Linked DNA regions of Homo sapiens: region 2 is linked to region 1. Evidence: read pairs that join two places in POLR2A ChIA-PET (ENCODE). Cell type or tissue: A673. All regions are shown on one strand. Links, peaks and the distances in the headings refer to the core of each region. The heading gives the core; the rest is flanking DNA.

Region 1 (7,552 bases), core at 1,549-5,548:
TACTTTTAATCAAAGTAAAGAAATCAAAGTGACACTAGCAAACATTTTATTTTCACTCAGATGCTCCTTAATTTTCATATGCAGGTTCATTTTATTCTCACATAAAAATATTGGAAATACTCACCTTATCATGAATGGCCCGCCGATTCGAAGGCTGTATCAAGACCTTGTATCCCAGATTGGTGATGCCTTTGATGTGCTTGGGAGCTAGCGGGGCCCTTCTCTCCCAGGCGTTCACATCCTCCCTCCGGACGGCCAACACAGCTTTGTGGTGAAGACCCTTGGAGAGGCTGACCCCCAGCCTGCCCAGTCCAGTCCTATGTACTTGCAGCATCTTGACACCTGGTGACTGTAAAGACAATGTAAAGAGCAGAGCAACAAAAGGCAGCAAGGCTGGCAGATCAGTTCTGGTCTCCTGAGAAATCTGAGGTAAAATACAACCCGCTCTTATGAAAACAGACACAAGGTAGAGAAGAGGGAAGGGAAAACTGGGATGTCAAGTGTTCCTTTAAAGCCAAGTTTTCAAAAACAAGATTATTTAACTGCAAAATTTTAAAAAGTATAGAGCAACGTGTGTGACACCATCCAATAACTGCTAAGCTAAAATAGCTTTTTAAATACACATTTTATCAAACATCTATTCGGCACAAAAGTTTTAAACAAATTAATCTACAATGCAAATCCAGGAAAATAATAAAGAGCAAGACTTTCAGATTGGTCTAAATTTTGATGGCGTAAAGTTTGAAATCCTTATAATGGTATACAAGATTCTTCACAATTTAGTGCCAACCTCTTTCCAGTTCATCTCTGACCATTCCCAAAACAAGTGTTTCTCAGTGTGCCCTAGTGTCAGTCAGTGAACTGCACTGAACTGTTTTTTTAAAACAAAAAACAAAAAACAAAAAAACTGGTTCACAATTAGATGTGTACATAAATAGAAAGTAAGCATTTAGAAGCCTTAATATCACATGATCATATTTATTTATTTATTTTTAGACATGAAGTCTCACTCTGTCAATGCTAAAATGCAGTGGTGAGATCATTGCTTACTGCAGTCTGGGCTCAAGTGATCCTCCAGCCTCAGCCTCCCTAGTAGCTAGGACTACAGGTGCACAACCACCCACCTGGCTAAGTTCTTTTTTTTAATTTATAACAAATTACTGGGATTACAGGGGTGATCCACCATGTCAAGCCACAAGATCATTTTTTCTAGTAATTTATTGTTACCGGATTTTACAAAAGTATTGGTCCTCAACAGATTGGAAATTTAAGAAAACCAATCAACCTGTGTAAACTAGTTCAACCATTGTGGAAGACAATGTGGCGATTCCTCAAGGATCTAGAACTAGAAATACCATTTGACCCAGCCATCTCATTACTGGTATATACCCAAAGGATTAGAAATCATGCTGCTATAAAGACACATGCACATGTATATTTATTGTGGCACTATTCACAATAGCAAAGACTTGGAACCAACCCAAATGTCCATCAGTGATAGACTGGATTAAGAAAATGTGGCACATATACACCATGGAATACTATGCAGCCATAAAAAAGGATGAGTTCATGTCCTTTGTAGGGACATGGATGAAGCTGGAAACCATCATTCTGAGCAAACTATCACAAGGACAGAACACCAAACACCTTATGTTCTCACTCACAGGTGGGAATTGAACAATGGGAACACTTGGACACAGGGTGGGGAACATCACACACTGGGGCCTGTCATGGGGTGCGGGGAGGGGTGAGGGATAGCATTAGGAGATACACCTAATGTAAATGACGAGTTAACGGGTGCAGCACACCAACATGGCACATGTATACATCTGTAACAAACCTGCACGTCGTGCACATGTACCCTAGAACTTAAAGTATTAAAAAAAAAAAAAGAAAACCAATCGACCAAACAAACCTATTCTTTAACCAGAGGTGTTAGAAGATTAAGAAGCAGAGTTAAATCACTCTGCTTCCTAGAGTCCAGCTCACCTTCACTGTTCACCTTTGTTGCTCTAAACATGCCAGTTCCTCTTCCTGGGTTTTCTCTCCATACATGGCCGTCTGCTGTTGTATTAAACCCCGACCTGCCTCAACCAGTTTTCCAACTGCTATTCAAGTGAGAAGATTGTGTAATTCCACTCATTCAGTCAATCAAGAAATAGTTACTAAAGGCTTACTATGATGAATGTAACGGGCTTCTCTCAATGTGGCAGGCAAGGTATATTCTCATGAATAAACTCTACTCAAAGCAGCATTCTCTTGGTACAAGAAGTGTCTTGTCCCCCTAGTCCCAGAACCAGGGCTGCATATGAAGGAGAGAATGATTGAAAGATATCATCTACTAAAAGTAGTTATTTTTTCCCTCAGCTGGAGGAAGCGTAGAATACGGTGGAAATAATACTTTAAACCAAATTAAAGAAATTAAAGTGACACTAGTAAACATTTTATTTTCACCCAGATGCTCCTAATTTTTATATACAGGTTCATTTATTCCTATGCAGAATAAATCTTATGTAAATTTTTAAAGCATAAATATCCAGGCTTAACAGTATTCTACCCAACTTCAATTGGATTCTATCCAACTTCAATTTTGTAGCCAAATGTCATTTCAGATGATGATTTGCTGGATCATTTGAATGATAAAACTTAGTTTTCCATGTAAACTTGGCAGCAAAATATAAGGATTCAATGATTTTTATACCTTCCAGAAATTTTCTACCCATCACCGCTAACAACATATAGAAAAGCTTGCATGAAACACATTTATTTTACATCAGACTGCAATCTTGGAAGAGCACCAGCTTGATGGATGGGGAAGGCTTGACCAAACAATTAAGCATACAAGTACATTTCCTGGGGGCAAACAACTACTTGCTACCTAGACAGTAAATTTATAGGACACTTTACAACAGAATCAGACAACAGACCAAACAGCGAAGAGTCCAGCTAAGAAGGCTTTAGGAAGATGGCCAAGAAGAAAAAAAGCTGCACACAGCAAGAGAAACTGCTGATGATTAGGAGTTTAGGCTTTTATTCAGGGCAAAATATGCATGCAAAATAGATTATCAACATTTCAGTAAACGACTGTTATATACTGCATCTATTTTTTGTTTATTCATATCTTCTGTTTTTTAAAATAGATTGCATTAAACTCAATCCCAAACCCATAACATTCAGTCTTCTCGAAGCCAAAAGAAAAACTAGAACCTGAATCCCTCAGTTTCTAATAAAACCAATTCCAAAGATAGTGATTCCTTTGAACATACACAAATGTCCAGAAACCATCCCATCTTCCCAGCAGGGGCTGTGTTTCATGAATTCACAGGTGACTACATACCCCTGTAACTTTTATTATGAGTTGAAATTCTTGACTCCATCAGGAGGAACATGTGGAGATAATTTAATCCCTCCCCTCTAGCCCAAGCTTGAATGTTAACCTCACTCATCCCTCACTCAGTAATAATCCCTGCTCCTTCTCCCACCACCTTCTTTGTCTGGGATAGGGCGGGAAAGCAGTAGACACACACACAGACACAAATACAGACAGTCACTTGTAACATACACACATATACTTGCAAAGGCCAACTATCTTGGAAGACTAGGGAAAAAGACAGAAGTGCCTGGGACTGAGCTTCAGTTTATTTGGGAAGCTACTTTCACTTTCACTTTTTGCATGGAAGGCTTAAATAATAATTTCTGTAACTTTCATTATTTAAACAAATGTAACAGTAGTTACCATTGATTAAGCATCACATGCCAAGCTCTATGCTGAGCACTTTATGGATATCATCTTATTTCCTCCTTGCAAAAATCTTATTAAGTAGATACATATCCCCATTTTATAGATGAAGAAACTGAACTGGAATCATATAGGATCTGTTGCTTTTAAGCAGAAGCAGGATTCCTAGTTTAATGTTTAACACCTGGAATTTTCTCTTCTTTGCCAAAGCCTACAGATTCACACCATATAGATCCAACACATGCTGTTAACTCCAGCCAACTCTTGTTTCAGAAAGAAATCAGATCCATATGGCTTTGCCTTCAACAGTCACAGTGAATTAACAGTTCTCCCCGTAGCATGCCGTGCCTCTCTTGACCCCTTTTCCTGCTTTATACTGAAAATCATTCCTGAGTACCTGCCAAGATAAATTCTAGATTTCTGGGTGCTTAGAAAAAAAATGGTTTGATTATAGTATAACTGCTAGTTACTGCTTGAACCTTAAAACTTGGTCTCAGCATAGAACTTTCAAGATCCACAGTTCATTTGCTTCTAAGGTCTTCAAGAAATAGGAAATAGTGAGAATTTCTGAATTGCACTGCAGGTGTCTAGTATTTCATGGAAATGCCAACGGAGGCTGCTTTAGCTTTTTCTGTCCTGGATTTTGTGGTATTTTTCAAGAATATCAGGAAGTAAATTCAATGTATATTTCTGGAATGCCTTCAATGAAGGAAGGAGGGAAGATCAGGGTTTACTCACCACCAGCTCTAGTGAGGTTACCCGACAATGTCGGGTGCTGATAACAGCTTGTAACACAAGCAAGGAGGATGTAGAAAAGCAGGAGGCAGAGAGGGGGAAAAAAAGAGCTAGAAAGAACAAAGAGGAGGAAAATAGAGAAAGAGAAGTGTCACACAGGCAAGGGTGGGGTACAAGACCCTTCCTCTGATGAATTGTAACAGTCTTCCCTTTGTTACATGAAGGTTAACATTTCAAATATAAAAATGAAACTTAAAAGATTTCTTCTCTGTTTTTGTAAAACAGAACACCACTAAGGTATACATTTTTATTTACCTAAAATTGATGAGGAATTTGAAATGTCTCTAAAAGTCATGGGAGTATTATAGTGAATTGCAGCGAGATACAGTAGACCCTGTTTATCTGTGGGTAATACATTCCAAGAAGCCCAGTGGATGCTTGAAATCTCTGATAGTCCCAAACCCTATATATACTATGTTTTTTCCTATACATACATACCTATGATATAGTTTAATTTATAAATTGGGCACTGTAAGAGACTAGCAACAATAATAAAATAGAATAATTATGACAATATACTGTAATAAAAGTTATGTAAATGTGGTCTCTCTCACTCTCTCTTTCTCTCTCACAATATCTTAGTGTACTTTATTCACCTATTTTCAGACCAGATTGACAGTGGGTAACTGAAACCATGGAAAGCGAAAACTTGGATAAGAAGGAACTACTATGTACTGAGACAGGAAGATAATAGTGAAGGTTGCCCAGTAGCAATAGGAGAACATACTCTATGATACTGTCTTATCTTTCCATCTCTCAAGGTGGCAAGACTTAATCTTTTAATTTGCTAACTTTGCAACAAAAACATGAGAATCAGAAGAAAGAACATGCTTGAATGTTCTTTGTATTTTTTTATTATTTTCCAGAAAAGGGAAAGGAAAATGACAGAGACAGATAGAGAGAGAGAGAAAAAAAAGGACACAGAGACAGAGCTCGGCACTCCATACACATCCCATTTTCTTTCAATGACCATGAGCTGTCCTATGGTCACTGAGTACACCATCATTCTAAATCACATGGAGTAACCAAAGCAAAGCAGATTCTGTAAAATGTATTTATAAAATATTATATTTAAGAAAAGCCACTCTCAGGACAGAGAATCTCATGTGTGGTTAGAAAGGTCCTTTCAGAGTGTGAGCAAAGTGGTCTTTTGTACAATTACACATATTAATATAAAAACAGCTAGTCATTTGCTTATAGCACAAATATTTTCTAATATTTAAATTATAATGAAATCCAGAAAGTCTCTTGATAGAGTTATCAAAATAAAATCTTTTGTACACGGAATATGGGACAAATGCTTTTGATTCTCTTTAATTAAAAAAATATTTGGGGGCTACTTAAGATATGCACGGCATGATGCACTTGGTAAAGATATAAAGAAGCAGTAATCCAATCCCTGCCCATGTTCAGGATTAGTTTTATCAAATTAAATGGTGCTGATCAATATCTGATAGTGAATTATTAATTATTGATTATATCCAAATATTAGAGTCAAAGTGGGACTGATAGAATGTAATCTAAAATCTAGTATTACAAATGAGAATAGTGAGGCCCATAGAAATAGGGGATTTTTTTCTGTTTTATAGAAAGCATTTTCCAAGCCACTATTATGTATTTTTATGACTTATCATAATGGATGTCACAGTAAGTCTGTTCTCGTTGGTATAACTTTTTAAATGTAACTCGATCAAGATTTTTCTCTCTGCTACTTTTCAGGCAATATTTATGCCTTAAAATGATGTGTTTGGCCAAGCACAGTGGCTTATGCCTATAATGCCAGCACTTTGGGAGGCCAGGGTGGGCAGATCACCTGAGGAGTTCGAGACCAGCCTAGGCAACATGCAAAACCCCATCTCTACTAAAAATACAAAAATTAACTGGGCGTGGTGGCGCATGCTGGTAGTCCCAGCTACTCGGGAGGCTGAAGCATGAAAATCACTTGAGCCCAGGAGGCGAAGTTTGCAGTAAGTGAAGATCATGCCATTACACTCCCACCTGGACAACAAAGTGAGACTGTCTCAAACAAACAAACAAACAAACAAACAAACAAATGATGTATTTAATTTTTGCAGTTTTTATAAGGGAACGGGGTAGATGAAGAGAGCTGAGATTTTCATAGAGCTTTTTACTCTTCCATCAAATAGCTAAAATTCTTTAAGTCTCTTCAACCCTTTCCATAGCACCAACCCAATCAGAATACTTTTTAAGCTTATAGATCACCTACCTAAGCAAAACAATGCACAAGCATTACAAGAGCTTAAGAATGAACTAAGCGGCTGGGTGCGGTGGCTCACACCTGTAATCCCAGCACTTTGGGAGGCTGAGGCAGGCGGATCACGAGGTCAGGAGGTCGAGACCGTCCTGGCTGACACGGTGAAACCCCGTCTCTACTAAAAATACAAAAAATTAGCCAGGGTCGGTGGCGGGCGCCTGTAGTCCCAGCTACTCGGGAGACTGAGGCTGGAGAATGGCGTGGAACCCGGGAGGCGGAGCTTGCAGTGAGCCGAGTTCGTACCACTGCACTCCAGCCTGGGCGACAGAGCGAGACTCAGTCTCAAAAAAAAAAAAAAAAAAAAAAAGAATGAACTAAGCATTGCACCTCTTAATTTCTGTTACTTCTTTTGGGATATGTATGAAGGATCACACATTCATTTTTGAAGAAATTAAGGCCAAATGTTCCAACTTTAATCCCCACAGTTAGGAACGTGCTCTTTGTCCATCTATTTTAGATATTTAAAATAATTTCACTACAGCATAATTCAATGACTCAAACCAAAACTATCAAATCACACGGGGGATTTCTGAATGACAAATTATTTGCAATAATCAGGCATATATTGTGATTAAATATTGAGAGACTAAGAATGAGGTAATGTAGTCTTTAGATGAAGAAAATAAGTTCAAGGATGAACAGCGCTAATTATTTATATTCACCCTTCCAAGTAACTAAAAAAAAAAAAAAAATACAAGTATATATTAAAATCCATGGTTTCCCAAGAAGCACTGGTGTCTGTA
Region 2 (7,552 bases), core at 1,193-5,192, 180 kb after region 1:
CCACGGCCTTGGCGCCCCCTGCCCCCGGCTGCCCAGGGGAACCAAGTTCCCGCTGCTGGAGTTGGGGCAGAGGAGCCCCGCCTCATTCAGGATTCGGTGGCCAGCGCAGAGCCATTTGAATAGAAGAAGCCCGAAGTGAAACAGAAAAGCTGAAAACTCCCCGGCTGGGCTCTCCACTTCTCGGTTCTTGCTCACGAGTTCCAAACAGTTAAAGTGACGTTGGCAAGGCCGAGGGCCACCGAGCTCTGTGAGACTCCCTTGGAGGGGTCAGGAAACTTAGCTCGAGAAGCTTGGAGGCGGCTGGGAGTTGGGGCGCAACTTCAGTGACCGGGCGCCGCTGCCGGGCTGGGGCTCCCAAGCGTCCGGCTCCCGGGGTGGTCGACGCGGCGCTGCCTTCGATCAGGTCCCGCCGACCTCGGGCCTCTGGACCACCACCGCCCCAGCTGGTCTGGCAACCCATCCCGGGCGCAATCGCGCTCCTCCCCTTCTCCTCTGCATTCCCGCAGGTCCTGGGGCGGCTCCATCCCCCCAAGGCTGAGAGATGGCGAGGGAGGCTCCAAAGAGTTTCGGGAGGGGGCGCCGGATCTGGTTTAAGAGACCGCGGAACAGATGGTGGAGAGCTCCTGGATGAAAGTTTTTGAACAGGCACTCGCTAATAGACTTGCTTTGACGACTCAGGGTGTAATTGAAGGGTCATTTAATCTAGACGCAAGGTGAAAGAAAACAGGCCCGGGGGTGTGGCATACCTAAGGAGGAACTAGAGCATCTTTTCACTAGGTTTGCCTGTCATTTTGACTTTCCTGGAAAATACGTTCTTAAGTCAAATTTTAAGAATGTCTGAGAAGCATCTCTGAGTATCTCTTCCAAAAACCTTTCGTGTATTTTTTTAGCCGACCTCCTTCCTCCGAGAATCCTCCCTTTTGAAGCCGTTTGGCCTGTGCTTAAGAGTAGTTGGGGTCTCCTTATGGTCCCAGGGCAAAGAGAATTTTCTAACTAGATTCTCCTGTTTAAGACCTTAACAGAAAGGCCTTTCTACCTTCCCTTCTTTGGCTTTACTCTCCAATTTGTTCTTTCATTCCCGAGTTCTCCCAGTGAAACCCTGCATCTCCTCTAAAAGAGAGTATTTCATGGCTGTCCAAAGAGGGCCATACCCCGTGGCCACCTCTCGCGGGCCTCCATAGCCTCTGTAAAAGAGGAAGCACTCAGCCACTGGCCGGCCCCCTTTTGTTGATGGAAGTGGATGCTGTTCTGTTTCCTCCCTTCCCGCCCTTAGGCCTCTCCCAGACCAGATTCTGCACGCCTTGTGCATGTTTCAAGAGTTGAGCACTAAGATCCAATCCCAAGAAGAGGCTTGATCCATCATTAAGAAATCTTACTACCTTTTAAAATGTTATTGCCTTCTCACTTTAAATTAATTTAGAAGATTTTTTTTTTCCCTCTTCCCACTGTCTCCTCTTACTTCAAGTTCAGTTAATTCTCTGAATTCACGAACAGTGGGGCTGCCCTCATAGTTTCTCAGCAGTCCCACACAGAGGAAAAGGCTCCTGGAAACAACGCGAAGCTTTAAGCGCCCCGCGCGGGTGTTGACGCTGGCAGCTCGCAAACAGCGTCCCGCGGCCACGGTGACCCGAGGGGCCGGCCGGCTGACGTCACGAACGCGGCCAGCTGCGGGGACCCGGGCTGCAACCGCGGCCTCTGGCCCCTGCCTTCTCGTTGGGTCGAGGGTGGGAAGGGAAGTTGAGGTCTGGGGTAAAAAGCCGGAAAAAGAAAGGAACAAGGCTGAGAATCATTCAAAGATTAAATGGGGTCGGCTCCCGTTGCTTGCGAAGACGGATGAGGAGGGAGAGAGTTGAGGGGGTTGGGGGGGACCCTCTTTTATCTAACCTTGTGATTCACAGCTTCTCAGAAATTTACATAATACAAGGGTGTAGATGTAAACCTTAAGGACAAAAATAATAATTCAACAGCACATATTTCATTTTCGCACCATGGGCCTGGATATGTTCCCGGTGTTGGCACAATAGCTGATTTCCAGAGCTTTTTACTCACGGCAGAGAATATCTGAACTCTCATACCACTGTTGAAATGAGAGGAAAGGAAGGAGAAAAAAGGGAGAGAAAGAGAAATTGACTTTAATAATGTTGATTTAGATTTCTGAATAATGGTGAAGGATTTTTTTAAAAAACTTAAGAGCATATGTTGTGTACAAAAGGTGCAGGCATAGTAATAATTGGGGTCCTTCACTCTCCAAAGTATCTATTTCCTTTTTATTTGATTGGCATGAGCTTTTCATTTTAAAAGCAAAGTCATTGCCCTTTAATAGGAAATTCCAATTTATTATTTCCTTAAATAAGTGAAGGTCACAATGTCTACTGAAAGAGAGACCCTGCTGTCAACTCAACTCCTACTTGCCAACTCAAATAGAGGACTGAGAAGTAAAATACAGCAGCAGCAAAATACATGTGATTGCTGTAGTTGCTTTTTGAATCCCCCAACCCCTCCTTCCCACATTTGAACTCTTCTAGATGCCACCAGTAATTCAAATTTTGGAGCTCTATTTGCAGTCCCCCCTTCCCCCCCTCCCCCGACCTCCCCTTGGGACACAGGGCAAAAGGAAAGTCAGGGGCAGGGATGGTAGGATCCCAGCATCCCCTTATTTTAGTTAAGAGGGGTAGAGGCTCAGGTGCCCTTTGGTCTTTCTCGCTGCGCCTCCTCCAAGTGAGCCTGACTCCCATAGTCACTTGGAAAGGTAAATGGCACCACAGTGGGTGTGCAATTGAGCCCTTCACTCTTATTGTTTCAGTGTGGGAGTAGTGGTGGCTGGAAGTCAGAAATGGGAAAGAGGTTTCTTCTCCCTTCTTTGCCTTCTGAATTTTAGTTTTCTGGGGCTCCCATTTCTCTGCAAAATACACACCCAAAGTTGGCCATATTCTCTAACATTTCATCTAATCCATCAGTAGTTTGCAGTTATTTTAAAGAAATTTATAAAGATTTTAATTTAAAACATATAGATGGGAACTTAAGATGAGAAAATGTGAACTTTTTTTTCAAAAAGTATGCTATCTATTCTGCCCCCACCTCATCACTAATAATGCAGCCCTGATCAAGGGTAAAATATAAACCTCTTTATTCACCCTGTTCCTCAGTATCCTTTTAAAGCTGGATTCTTCAATTATCTGTTGAAATTGTACACAACTGGTCTTCCTTTCTGAGAAAGGTCTTCATAAATATGCAGAAGGCCAATTTGTCGCGGACATTTTGAGCACTAGAATAAATGTTGCTAGTTTCTGGTGCTGTCTTGGCCTTCCAGCCCAAGTACCCCAACTTGAGGAAGGCCACACAACTAGTGAACTCCTTGTTGAGTAGTGGATAGTGGTTGTTCCCCTTTGTTTTTTCTGTAAAATGGGATTAAATAAAAGCCCCCTTCATTCAGAGGAGACATTGACATTGAAAAGAAATTTTAAAATAAAACCACTTTACATATGAAAGGCTATCACCTTATTAAAAAGTTAGCTATACATTTTTCCAAAATATTATTCAGACAATTGGATTTAAAAACAGTTCCTCTGCTCAATGATAGATTTCAGGTTAATCACATGGAAATGTTAAAATATACACAGGAATCATATTTGCTATGTATTTTTCACAACCTCAAGTACTTTCCTTGTGCCTAGACATCTGCTCTCCCATATTCAGTACTGTGTTCCTGGGGGAACAGTTTCTTCTGTAGATTCAGGAGAATCTACAGAAGAAACCTTAGCAAAAACTTTTCAAACAAAATCCCAATTTGATTAAAGCAGATTTCATTTCTTAAGAAGTGGTTATGCATTTGTAAAATTAATCAACTTTCTATAGACTATTCTAATTTTATGAAAGAACACACCTAGTAATCACATGAAGTAACAAAAGAAATGAGTTTAAGTAAATGACAATGAATACACTTCTTCAATACAGCAACTTTGAAGTTGTTTTAAAAAATTATTACCCGGTTGTCCAGCGGGCAGGACCTAAAAAAAACCCTACTCTCCCATGATCTGCCCGCTCAGTTGGTCTTTCCATGTTACACTTTCCACTTTTTGAGATTCAGTCCTGTTAGATTGTGACATTTTACCATGAAACTTTCTTTACTGAAACATTTTCTACCTCCCTACCAAAATATCCTTCCGAAGTTACAACTGGTTTTGGTTCCTTGGCATATTAAGGAAATGCCCTACAGAATAAACTTTAGCATTTCTTCAGCATTTAATCAAGTCTCCTTTTTTTCAGTCTCACCCAAAAGAGATGTTATTTGTAGAGAGAGAAGAGAGACGTCGTGCTAAAGGGGAAATCATTGATTTAGAGTAGAAAAGAATTTGACACACTACTTTAAATTTTTGCACAGGGAGATATTGATGTCATCTATGTGTAGGGGCTCCATAAACAACCCTAGGCCAGGGCTATGGGAAGAGTAACTGCTTTGTCTGATGGTTCTTGAAACCAACTCTTCACTTCCTCTTAATATGAGAATCATTGATCTTAGGGAGAATCAACGGAGACGGAGATTGGGGACAAGTCTAGAATACGTTTATTTAAAAATAAGCACACAAATACAACTATCCTCACTGCAAAATTGCAAAGTACAGGGAGATAAAAGACGTCATCGTATTGAGTCACTGGGTCTAGGACTCAGAAGCTGCCGCTGGCTACTTTAAAAAAATGACTGGGGGGAGACCACCAGTCGGGTTAAACAAGTGGCTCCAGTCCCAGCTTAATGCCAGGCACGGTCTCTTCCCCTTTCCAGAGTGCTCAGTTTCTACCTCCCCAAGGCCACAGAGTGCTAGACCCCCAGACCGCCAGGGCGCGCGTCTCCCATGCCACCGACGTGCTGGGTTGTGACCCTGGGGCGCACCCTTGCCCCACCCTGTGCCGCCGCGTTGCTCAAGTGTTCCTGGGAGCCTAGAAGTACTGCAGTCCAGCAACTCCGGGCAGGAGTCGGTGCTGGCAGTCGCCCTAAGCGCTTGTGCGCTCTCTCTCTCTCTCTCTCTCTCTCTCTCTCTCTCTCTCTCTCTCGTGCTTGGTTTCCGCAGCTGGGGCCACCTTGAAGGGTGTGGACCCCTCTGCCTTTCTCTCTCTGTTCCGCTTGCAGTTTGCAAGTGTATCCTTCTGTTGCATCCCTGAATTGGGACGCAGGACATCGTTCTAGGCTCCCATAAGCCTTGGAAAATATTAATGAACACCATTTGCACCTGAAATTCCCTTGAACTCAACGCACTGACCACAACAGCCGAGGCCTGAGATTCCTCGCTTGTGATCTGGCACCTCCTGGATCATCCCCGTCCCATTTCAGAGCCCTTGACCAACATAATCTGCAAGTGGACTCAATAACACATCTCCAGCTACCTCCCTTCCCAACCGCAGCCACAGGGGCTGCTGTTAGCGATGCTGGCCCTTTCTGAGACCAGAGTTCCCTTGCCCCTCCCCGTCTCCTCCTCTCCTCCCATCGGGCTGGCCATATATATAACCGGAGAACTGGACAATTCTAGCAAGTTCACAGACACGCCAGGGGCTAGGCTGAAGATCCTCAGAGCTGCGTGTGATCCAAAAGGACCCTGTGCCAACCTCAGAGAGAATGGCCGGTGAGACTGGTGGTGCATGTTGGCAGAGGCCAGCCTCCCACGATTTCTTTCGAATCCATTCATACATTAAGAAACAGTTAATAATGTCCACCACTTATGACGTCTCTAATCTTTCCAGCAACCTTCCTTATGAAGTGCCCATTTTACAGAGGGGTTAAGTAACTTGTCCAAGTACTCAGGGCTCAGACTTGGGGAAGGGATGTGGCTACTAGTATCCAAACCCAGACTTTCTGACTCCAAGCTTGGGGCTCTGCGGTTGTCCAAGCTGCTGTCAGGTACACCCAAATCTGGGTAGTAAAATCGGAGGTCTTCTTCACTTGGGAAACATACCGAATTCTTCCCTCACCTCCTCATCTCTCAGTGGCACATGCTCGCACTCCGGTGACTACTCCCTGAAAGCCAATGAGCGGTTGACCCTCTGGTGACATCTGGAACCCAGGTTCAGAGTTTCGCTCTCGCCTCTACTCCCTTAATATTTTACTCAATGTCACAGAGGAGAACAGCTTAAGGCAGCCCTGCTCCCCATCTTCAATCCGAAGCTGGGGTATCCCAGAGAAAGTCTCGCTCTGAGCTCCTGCTGGGGCACCTGCCCAGCCATGCCCCTCGAGGGCGTCGCTGCTCTCAACCCCTCTCCGCTACTGCCCGGCCGCCCAGGCCTGTGGACGCGACTCCATCTGTAGCAAAGTTCGGGGGCCAAATGGGTCGCGGCTCTTCCTCGAAGGTTACTGCGAGCGGGACTTGAAGGGAAAAGGAGGCGCATTAGCGACTTCGTTTTCTTGCATAGTACTGGTACAGAGTACCGGTGATGGTCGTAGGGGAACTCTATGTAAAGACTGGATGACCACCGGCCTCCCGGAAACCCCACACGCCAGGCCTCCAACTTCTTCACAAAAGTGGGGTGGGTGGCGGAGGGCTGTGGCGGGGGCTTGGAGCTGCTGAGAGCCGAGAGGCGCAGAGCGCAAGCTGGCAGGCTGGGCTGCTATCCCGGCGCGCAGATGCCCCGCCGCCAGTCGAGCGCGAACATCTCTCCGGAACATCGATCTATCACCTCCCTTTAAGGACCCGGACCGGGAAATTTCCATTTTCTGTTTTGGGAATAAGAAATAAAAGCGACCAAGCTCTTGCCCTAATTTCCCCCCGCGGGCCCTTCCACGCGGGCTGGCGGGATCAGAAGGACGGGTCCGAGCTCGGGGGCGCGGGGTTCCTGTGAACTCCGGGCTTGCTCGGTCCGGTCCCCGCGCCTGCTGTCCCCAGGCCCTCTCGGGAGGCAGACCGCGGCAGCGCAAAGGGGCTTCGAGGATCTCTGAGCAACGACGGCTGAGTGACCTCTTTCCCTCTCAAGCACACCTTCAAGGAGCCGGTGGACCCTCTCACCGCCGGTAGCTGCAGGCTGAGGGCGGCGCCAGGCCAGGCTGGACTGTGACCCTGGGTGGCGGGGTGGCAGCACATAGACGCTTTGACTGGGCGTTTATTGCAAAAGAAGCGGGAACTCCCTTCTCCTGAGAGAGGGACAATGAGCAAGGACTAAAGAGAATTCAAGTGGAAAAATCAGTGAATACAAGAAAGACCCACTGCTGGAGCCAAGAGGTTTACATTAAGCTCTGCATGGTTCTTTCCTTTTCCAGGAATAGGCATTATTATTTTTTTTTTCTTCAAGTGTTTGAAAAAATTTTCCTTCTTGACGTATTACTTAACAAACCCATTCCGGTTGGATGTTAGATGGTATTAATTATCTCCTGCAACACTAAGGAAACTGTCCAAATAATGTACCTGTTTGCCCTTCCCCCAAATCATTTAGACGGGTATAGCTATTTCTTTTTAGACAAAATTGTTTCACTTAAAAAATTCTGCAAGAGTTGTTAGGCCTTTGACTAAATCCATTTTCTTAAAAAATAATCCTTAAAAAGAGTTAATACCACATAAGATGTGGCATCCTT

Evidence for each region. Peaks named below come from ENCODE experiments on the same cell type or tissue, not always from the same donor. Only the 100,000 strongest peaks of a DNase experiment are listed, where the experiment ranks them.
Region 2: POLR2A ChIA-PET joins it to region 1 with 5 read pairs; 4 of 35 experiments call an interaction of 5 or more read pairs at or near these places.

The regions. Positions count from the first base shown.
Region 1 is chr7:122,133,393-122,140,944 of GRCh38, forward strand. AASS (aminoadipate-semialdehyde synthase) reads right to left here. Exons shown (of 24, transcript NM_005763.4): 2 at 125-349. The coding sequence starts at 334. Among named protein-coding and RNA genes, the nearest start is that of AASS, 7.1 kb to the right of the region's middle. In A673, for the core only: no CTCF peak of the experiment used is centred there; a DNase peak (open chromatin) is centred at 4,039; H3K4me3 peaks cover 1,682 bases; H3K27ac peaks cover 2,719 bases.
Region 2 is chr7:122,310,271-122,317,822 of GRCh38, forward strand. It overlaps a transcript of FEZF1 not described here. Among named protein-coding and RNA genes, the nearest start is that of FEZF1, 9.3 kb to the left of the region's middle. RefSeq lists enhancers at 1,156-1,668, 1,669-2,181, 4,929-5,459, 6,606-7,460. In A673, for the core only: no CTCF peak of the experiment used is centred there; a DNase peak (open chromatin) is centred at 3,251; H3K4me3 peaks cover 842 bases; H3K27ac peaks cover 722 bases; H3K27me3 peaks cover 189 bases.